Regions from separate parts of the Homo sapiens genome. Here region 2 is linked to region 1. The links are chromatin loops, found by intact Hi-C in ENCODE. Cell type or tissue: endothelial cell of umbilical vein. All regions are shown on one strand. Each heading gives the region's core, and the rest is flanking DNA. Links, peaks and the distances in the headings are about the cores only.

Region 1 (4,367 bases), core at 668-3,167:
TGCTAGGGTTCCAGGTTATGGCAGAGTCTCTGCACTCAAAAGATTACAGTGTAGTTAGGGAGACACAGGACAAAGGTACCAAAGAGTGTGGCAAGGTAGTGGTACAGGTGCCAACTGAATGACGCATTCAGACAAGGAGTGCTGTCCTCAAGATGTCTTGAGTTAGACCTTAGTGAAAGAGAACAGGAAGATTGAGGAACCATTTTCTAGTAGGAGATGGGGCCTGAGCAAAGGGTCAGGCTTGGTGGTGAGTGGCAGAAGTTAGTACTGCTGTAGAAGTGTTGGGAGAAGGGGGATAGAAAGGAGGAGGCCAGATGGAGTGGAGGCCCTGGACTGCTGGCATAAGAGATACGGATTTTTTGAATCTAGCTTGATCATGGCTGTTGCTCAGAGGATGCGATTCTTATATGTTGGTGCATCCAAATTTGTTACTTATGAGACTGCAGGACCTTTGCTCTAACCATTTGGTATGTTTTTAGTCTCTTTAAACGTACATTCCACTTTCTTCAGCATATTTTTCTCTTGCCAGGAAATATCTTTCCTCTCTCATCCCTCATGGTTCTGTTAAAATTGCATCTTGCGTGAAACCTAAACAAGCTCAAAATGTCTTCACACAGGTTGTTCTAAGGAGCAGGATTGGATTGCTAATGTAAGGTCAAGATTTTATGCCCTTCCTTCATGGGTCTTACCTGTTGACCTCGGAAAAGATTCCAGGAGCTGCTTCACTGGGGAAGGGGAAAGTACCTCCACCCCTACCTCACAAGCACTGACTTTGTGAGATGCATAGGGCTTCAGGTTATGATTCAAATTCAGCTGTACATGTCAGCTGGTGGCCTTTAGGAAGAATTTCTAACTAGCTCTAGAAGAATCCCAGTGAAAATGTCAGGTCACAGTGTGGGCTCCTATTTGAATTGGGATGATTGGTAAGCCAGGGAAGGATTATACCAGTCTTTGGGCTCACAAGCCACCCAAACCCCCAGGATTAGGGTTACAAATGACCCAGTGACCCAGTATCCTTTTGGGAATGTGGAAGATCAGGAGCAGGGAATGTGGAGCCTGGCCTGCCCACTTACTGGCTATGTGATTTTGGGCAAGTTAACATAAACTCATCAGTGTCCTCTCAGCCCTTTACATAATTAGTGCAGCTGCCTCCTCATGTTGTTAGAATGATAAAATGAGCTGCAATGTGTGAAACACTCAGACCATTGTCACATAATAAGTGCCAGTATGTGTTAGTTTTGAGAGAAAAAGATTCCATTTTAAGTCAAGTTGTCAAACTTTTGTTTTTCTGTTTCTGGGGTTTTATGCTTTCCTTTCCTTTAAAAAGAAAAATGAAGCTCAACCAAGTACCTACACTTTTAGTGGTGTAGTTGGGTAGAATGATAATCCCTGAAGAGATCAGGTTACTCTGTGGGGGTGCTGGCCACCCCCAGGTTGTATCAGCAAAGCAAACATGACCTGGGCCTTCCACCTTCTGCAGAGGCTCACAGAGGAAGTGCTTTTAGTGATTTAATATTTTAAGAATCCTTTTAGAAACAACAGCATTGGATGAAGGAAATAGACTAATTTGATCTGTGACTTCTGTTGAACCTGGGATAATGTTATGCCAAAAGGAGAATTGACTAGCACCATCTAGTGGATACCATGTGTTACTGCAGGTTTTTCTTTGCTTCTCTTTTGTTCCTCAGGCCTCTAGTGCTTGGGATTCAGTGCAGAACAGAATATACAAAGTACTCCCACCCCCATGATGGAGCTTATCTTTTAGTTTGGGGAGGCCAATACATACACACACATTCATGTACACATATATGTTAGGCCATGTGGAAGAAAAGTAAAAATAAGAGGATGAAGCATTATGGGGATGCGTAGGGCAGTCTGAGGACATTTGAGTGGAGGCAAGTCATTGCGTCTGGGGGAAGAGTATCTCTAGCACAAGAACAGAGAAGCAGTGTTCCTAGCCTGTTGGAGGATGAGTGTGGCTCGAGCATAGAGAGCAAGGGCAGAGTAGTAGGAGTCAGAGAGACTGAGCAGGGTGGGCAGAGGGGTCATGTAGGCCGTGGTAAGAACTGGAGCTGTGCTTTGAATGAGATGGAAAACCTTTGGAAAGTAGCAAAGGGATGCCGCGAACTTGTGTTTTGTAAGGATTACGCTTGCTCCTGTGAGAATGGGATACAAGATGTCGGGAATGCTAGTGCAGAGACCATCTAGGAGGCTTTAGCAGTGGACCAGATGACAGAGAATGGCAGCTGGGTAAAGTTGGTAATTAGTTTAGAATGCATTTTGAAGGCAGCGCTTATTGTATTTACTCTGATGGATTGGATTATGCGAGTTTAAAGAATGGCCAAGGACGGCTCTAAGGATTTGGTGGGATTATTCATTTTGGGTTTAATGGTGATACCATTTACTGGTGTGGAATTCTAATAGGATTGGGGTTAATCAGGAAAGCACCACTAGGCCCAAGCAGATCTCTGTTTTGAGAGAGTTAAACGTTTAGTGGACTACCTCTAAACTTTTAAGCTAGTGTGGGTAATTTTTAAGAGTAACTGTAATAATGCTAAAATAGTACCCTTTGTTTACAAGTAATCTATAAATGTTGCCTTCTTGACAGGGTTACAGTTAGACTTAGAGTATAACCTGTGATATGAACTTGTCACTACCTGCATATCTTTGTTTATGGTCTGATCTGGCGGGACCTTGACAGATCGTGAAGGAAGGAGCAAGCTATGAACACTGCTTCAGGCATGTCCACATCAGGTGTCTCATGGAGGAGTAGTTTCACTTTAGGCTGCACAGTCACCTTCAGAACTTGTTTAATAATACCAGTGCCCAGGCTCTAAGCTGTACCTGCCAGATCAGAATCTTCAGGACGTGGCACCCCTATATGTGCATGTTGATAAAGCTCTGGGGATTCCAGTGCACCCTGGGAGTTGAGAAGCATTGGTGTCCTGTATGAGGCCGTTAGTCCTTTCTGTGCTGGTGTGGAATCAGACCTTCCATTATTTGTATTTTATTCGACATATCTCTATTAAATGGCTACTGTGTGTCAGGTACTATCAGAGATAACAGGATGACCAAAATAGTTATCATCCTGTGAAATATGCAAGCATATACTGAAATTGTGGTAAAGTCATGTAGTAAGTATTTAAGTAGCTGAAAAATAAGCCCCAAGAAAAAAGGAACAGACTAACTGTTGGGAGCAGATGCTGGGGGGAGCCTTCCCCTTGAGAGGGTGACATTTGAGCTGGTTTTGGGGTAACAGTTCACTAAAGAGAAAAAGGGGAAAGACATCCATATGCAGACAATGCCATATTGTTCCTGAAGGAAAGATATGTAGCCACAGTGGCACTTCTGTGAGTACAACCTGAAATTGTTCAACTGACATGTTGGGGCCTTAGCGGCTAGGAAATAATAAAGAGTTGCTAGTTTTTGTTTCAGGTGACCAGGACTGAAAGAATAAATCCAGCCAGGACATTTTGGAAAATAATCTCTAATGCATCCTGGTAAACAGTTGCTGTTAGTGTGCACATTTCCAAGAGGTTGGCAGTAAAAAAACACAATTCTTAAAATTTGAAATCGTTCTACTTGTGTTCTTCTGTAGGTTGGTACAGGTCTTGGGCCTACACTGGAGTTTTATGCGCTTGTATCTCAGGAACTACAGAGAGCTGACTTGGGTCTTTGGAGAGGTGAAGAAGTAACTCTTAGCAATCCAAAAGGTAATGCCTATCTGTAAGTTAGTTGGTTTGTGTTACTCAGATCAGGTAATGGACTCTGACAGTTTATTAGACATATTTAATTTCTAATGGACAGCTGTACTTGCTTTCTTTTAGCCTCTGTTTTCTCATTTATCAAATAGGGAAGGCCTGTCCAGTTCTAGAGGACTTCATTCAGTGATCTGCACTCCAATTTTGAGAATGCTTAATTTCTTAAATGTTCTTAGTTACCAGGTTTTGTTTTGTTTTTGGAAACATCATCTGAAGTTTGCTGCATTGCTTGTTTTTCAGGGAGCCAAGAAGGGACCAAGTATATTCAAAACCTCCAGGGCCTGTTTGCGCTTCCCTTTGGTAGGACAGCAAAGCCAGCTCATATCGCAAAGGTTAAGATGAAGTTTCGCTTCTTAGGAAAATTAATGGCCAAGGCTATCATGGATTTCAGATTGGTAAGTTTAGGATGGTTTGCTTTTTGCAGTTTTGGTGTAGAATGTTCTGTGCAAGTACCTCAGTCCCCTGTAGTTTACTGCTATAGTTTAGAGCAATGCTTCTCAAACTTCAATACACATATGAATTACTTGGGGATTTTGTTAAAAATGCCGGTTCTGATTCAGTAGGGCAGGGGTAAGACTGTCCTACTGTCCAAGATTCTAAATTTTC
Region 2 (4,367 bases), core at 959-3,458, 380 kb before region 1:
TTCTTAGAAACTGGGGAGACATTGTCTCCTGGTGAAGTGCAGCCTCCCTCAGGAGAGGTAGACTTCATTGGCATCAACATCTGGAGTGGGTACATTTCTCAGATGCTTTCCAAGCTCTGGTAGAGCCAGGCCTTCAGAGCAAGCTCACATTCTGCAAGTAGTTATGGGAGTCGGTGGGCGGGGTCAGTCCTGGCAGGTGCCTTGGACTCTTTGCTTTCCTGCCCTGAGCCCTGAGGACCCTGACTGCTTCTCTTTCGTCCCAAAGCTGCTCCAATGGAACTCCTCCCCTCTTGAAATTAGGTGTGGGGACTATGGGATTCACAACTCTCCTGTCATTCTATCTCTTCTGTAATTGTGACTTAGAAAAAATGCACAGACCGTATTCATTTTAGCAGTCATTCCCCTATGAAGTGACATGTGAAATAATGAAATCAAGAAGGCACTGTCTTGCTCTCTTCACCTCTGGTCTCAACTGGGCCATTTGAATCTCCAGAACCATCTAGAACAAGGAAGACCACCTGGCGAAGTCCCTCCCAGCACAGGACTCCAGGCAACCTGGCACCAGTCATCCCCATTGGACAAGACCAGAGCTCAGATGCATTGGCAGAGGGGACACTTTTCCCCTTTAGCAGCTACTGGCGTCTGATCATTTACAGAGAGGTTGGGTAGAACCCTGAGGAACCCATGATAGCCACTTTCCAGAAGACAGCCCGGGGCCTCAAGCAAAAACTCAATGGTGAGGACAGTCACCCAGACCTGGACACAAGGCCCAAGTATGAGCAGAAAGGGGTGGTTACACGTCCAGGATGTCAGCTGATACTGAAGCATCTGACACACTGTTCTGAAACAGAGTCTGTTGGATGTGGAGTTAAGGTTTTGACTCACTAAATGCTCTGCCCTAGGGGATAAAGTGGAAATGTCCTTATTTCGCAAGGGCAACAGCGAGGTTTCCAGCCTTCAGGCCCAGCAGTGGTTCTCCAGCTTCCACAACCCAGACCTTAAGCACTGTGGTTGCAGCATTCAGACCCCGGGCCACAACTGTGCCCAGCTATCAAGGCCGGGATTGAGGGGAGCTGACTCAGCTGCCCCCATGACTTGGTTCAGAATTGACTCACGGGCCTATGAAAGTGCTCTGGGGGTACCTGTCAAAGCTTGGTCTTGGCCAGTGAAAGATAAGCATTCAAGTTAATGGGCATATGTTAGTACTCACCAGCAGGAAAAAACTAGAGGCTTCAGTGCATCCTAGGATCCTGGGGGAAGAATTGTCATGTCCTCCTAAGAAGGCAGAATTGGTCCAAACAAGGGACAGTGAGGAGGGCAGGGTAAACAAGCCACTCCTTGCCACCTACAAGTGCCAATTTGCCCTAAATTTTCCCAGACAGAGCCCACAGGTCAGATTTTGATGTTTCTGTATCTGGACCATGACCCAGTTTGTATTCATAGCCAATCCCTAATCTCATCATCATCTCAGTTTCCAGTTCCTCAAAGAAGTTTACCCTTGAACCCCTAGGCCTGGTTCTGGCTCTGTGGAGGGCTCAGGCAGAGCAGAATGCATACAGAGGCTTTCCCATTCTCCCAGGATGGGCACAGGACCTAGCCCTGAGAGCAGCAGGCACCCTGGACTTCTACAAAAGTGTGCCATAGGCCAGGCACGGTGGCTCAAGCCTGTAATCTCAGCACTTTGGGAGGAGGCGGGTGGATCACTTGAGGCTAGGAGTTCAAGACCAGCCTGGCCAAGATGGTGAAACTCTACTAAGAATACAGAAATTAGCCCAGTGTGGTGGTGTACACCTGTAATCCCAGCTACTTGGGAGGCTGAGGCAAGGGAATCGCTTGAGCCTGTGGCGGGGTGGCGGAGGTTGCAGTGAGCCGAGATTGCACCACTGCACTCCTGCCTGGGCGACAGGAGACTCTGTCCACCCTCTCCCTACCCCACAAAAAAAAAAAAAAAAAAAAAAGTGTAGCATGCTGTTCAACCACCAGAGGGCACTGTGGGCCCCTCCAGAGACGGAAAGGAATTGAGCTATTAAAGCTCCTGCAAGGACAAGGAACTAGCAGAAAGAAGTAGTGAAGGCTTTGAAGGGGAGGAAGATGCTCTCAGTGGCTCCTATTTCATGCAGATGGAGGAAAACCAACCAAGAGCATGCGCCAGGTCCTCTCCAGATGAGACTGGCAAAGACGAAGCAGCAGGCAGTCACGTTTAGGCACATGCTTGCGAGGATTTCCTTACTGTGACAAAAGGTCCCTTCTGTTGTTTGTCACAAGTGCAAAACCTCACAGCTAGCATAATGAAACAACTGAGATGCACTCAGTAACGTGGGCTGGAAAAGGATCCCCAGTTTTTCGTTTCATAGATTGGAATCTGGTAGGAGGCCCGCCTGGGGATGGCCGGCAGCAGGCAGAGACCTGGATTCTAGATCCTCCCATTTGCAAGAATGTCCCAGGTGACCTCCTCTCGGGGATGCTAGAGGATGAGGACAGGGTGAAGAAGCCAGCCTACTGGGGGAAGGGGGGTCTTTGGGACCAATCAAGAGTGCTTAGAGAGGGGTCCTCTGAGATATCTGGACACTGACCGCTTCCCAATGAATTGCCTATGGCCCGCTGCTTCAGAATCACAGGGAGCTTGCCTAAAATGCAGATTCTGGGATGTTGGCTCTGGGTGGGAATCTCTAGGATTCAGGCCCAGGAATCTGTGTTTTTAACCAGTTGAACAAGTTTTCTAGGTGATTTTTGTTTGTTTGTTTTGTTTTGTTTTGCCACAATTAGGTTTGAGATCCACTGCCCTACGACTGGTCCTTTATCTGACTTAAACATTTGACAAAGGAGCAAATCTAACTAAGGTATCTGTGGTGTGGGCAGCAGTAGAGCCTGCAACTTAATCACAAGAGCTGTCCTTGTCCTGTGAGGTGACAACCGAGAGTTTATTGTTTGGTTGATTGCTTGGTTTGTTTAATTGTAATGTTTTGTAGTTTAATTGTTTATTTATTAACAGCTTTCAGAAACAGTAATAAGAATAGAATGTGAAGCCAACTGCAGAAGAAAAAACTAAACTGAGAAGGGAACTAAATAAAAAAGCAGCTGGGCAGATGAGATTTGGGGGTGCAGGGAGCAAGCATGTGGATGGAGGGAGGAGATTAATATTGAGCCATGGTCATGAGAACTTCAGAGAGAGATGGATGAGTGGAGGTGGCCCACACGGTATTCTCTTTTAGTGTTAAAGTCTCACCAATGCACCACGACGTAGCAGTCTCTCGTTGTGACGTATTACCTGGAGTTCTTTGTCTCATGACCCAGAGAATTAAGGAGTGTGGACACAAAAGGTGAGATTGGAGCAAAAGTTTTCTAAGCAAAAGAAGAAAGCTTTCTGCCATGGAGAGGGGGCCCAGAAGAGGGTTGCTGTCTTTACAGTTGAATGCAAAGGCTTTTATAAGAAACTGATGAGGGCTGGGCATCTCATTTGCATAAGACACAAATTTCTGTTAGCTCCACCCCATCCTCCAAGTGTGCATGTGGGCCCTTAGCTTAGTGACTCCATATTGCTTTGTTCCCCTTACTGTACATGTGTTACGGGACAGAACTTTCCACTGCAGGCGTGTCTGGGTGAGTCACCTGTGTAGCTTTTCTTATCTATGTGGCTGTGGGCGTGTCTTAGGCAAGCCCCTCTGTGCAAGTTGGCTGTTCTTTTGTTTGAAAGAATTTAACTGAGGGCCCACCCTAACTGCCTGCCTGACTGGCTTCTTCCTTTCTCCTCTCTCGGTAGGTCATGGATTGGCTCCTGCTTTGACACCGCCTTGAGGGACTTAAGATGTTGGCATGATTTTTGAAGCTTTTTATTGGATATTGGGTTGATATTATATTTGAACATGAAGTCACCCTGAGGTGTGCTGTCAGGTGGCCCCATTGTATTTGGATACAGGCAGCTGTGAAATGCAGGGGAGCAGTTAAGAATATTAACAGGTCCCCAGTTGAAATGCTTTAATGGCAGTGGTACATGGCCTGTTCCTACCCCACCCAACACACGTCACAACCCCAACCCCTACCCCCAAAGCCTATTCTCAATATGGCAGCCAGACTTAGCCTGTTAAGATGAGTCCAATCCTACCTACTCCACCTTCAGGGTGAGAGCACCCCCTCTGAGGCCTGTATGAGGGGCTTCTCCCCTCCCTCGTAGGTCTGCTGCACCCACTGGCCTCCCTGGAACCCAGGCCACTCCTGCCTCAAGGCCTTTACACCAGCAATCCCCTGGGTCTGGAGCTTCCTCCCCCTGGAAGTCCCCACAGTTCACCCTCACATCTTTAATGTTTTTGCTCAAATGTCCCTGGGGGAGCCTGCTCCAACCACCCCTAATGCTGCAACCTCCCACACCT

What was found. A loop is a pair of places that touch in the nucleus more often than their neighbours do. Peaks named below come from ENCODE experiments on the same cell type or tissue, not always from the same donor. Only the 100,000 strongest peaks of a DNase experiment are listed, where the experiment ranks them.
Region 2: a loop joins it to region 1, with 5 times the contacts of the local background. A loop is called at or near these places in 13 of 110 quality-filtered maps.

The regions. Positions count from the first base shown.
Region 1 is chr2:229,778,222-229,782,588 of GRCh38, reverse strand. It overlaps TRIP12 (thyroid hormone receptor interactor 12), which reads left to right. Exons shown (of 42, transcript NM_001348323.3): 35 at 3,599-3,713; 36 at 4,002-4,156. Among named protein-coding and RNA genes, the nearest start is that of DNER, 66 kb to the right of the region's middle. In endothelial cell of umbilical vein, for the core only: a CTCF peak has its summit at 1,629 (motif pointing left); a DNase peak (open chromatin) is centred at 1,588; H3K27ac peaks cover 324 bases.
Region 2 is chr2:230,157,965-230,162,331 of GRCh38, reverse strand. No RefSeq gene overlaps it. Among named protein-coding and RNA genes, the nearest start is that of SP110, 60 kb to the left of the region's middle. RefSeq lists a silencer at 1,937-2,006. In endothelial cell of umbilical vein, for the core only: CTCF peaks have their summits at 1,782 and 1,988 (motif pointing right); a DNase peak (open chromatin) is centred at 2,011; H3K27me3 peaks cover 361 bases.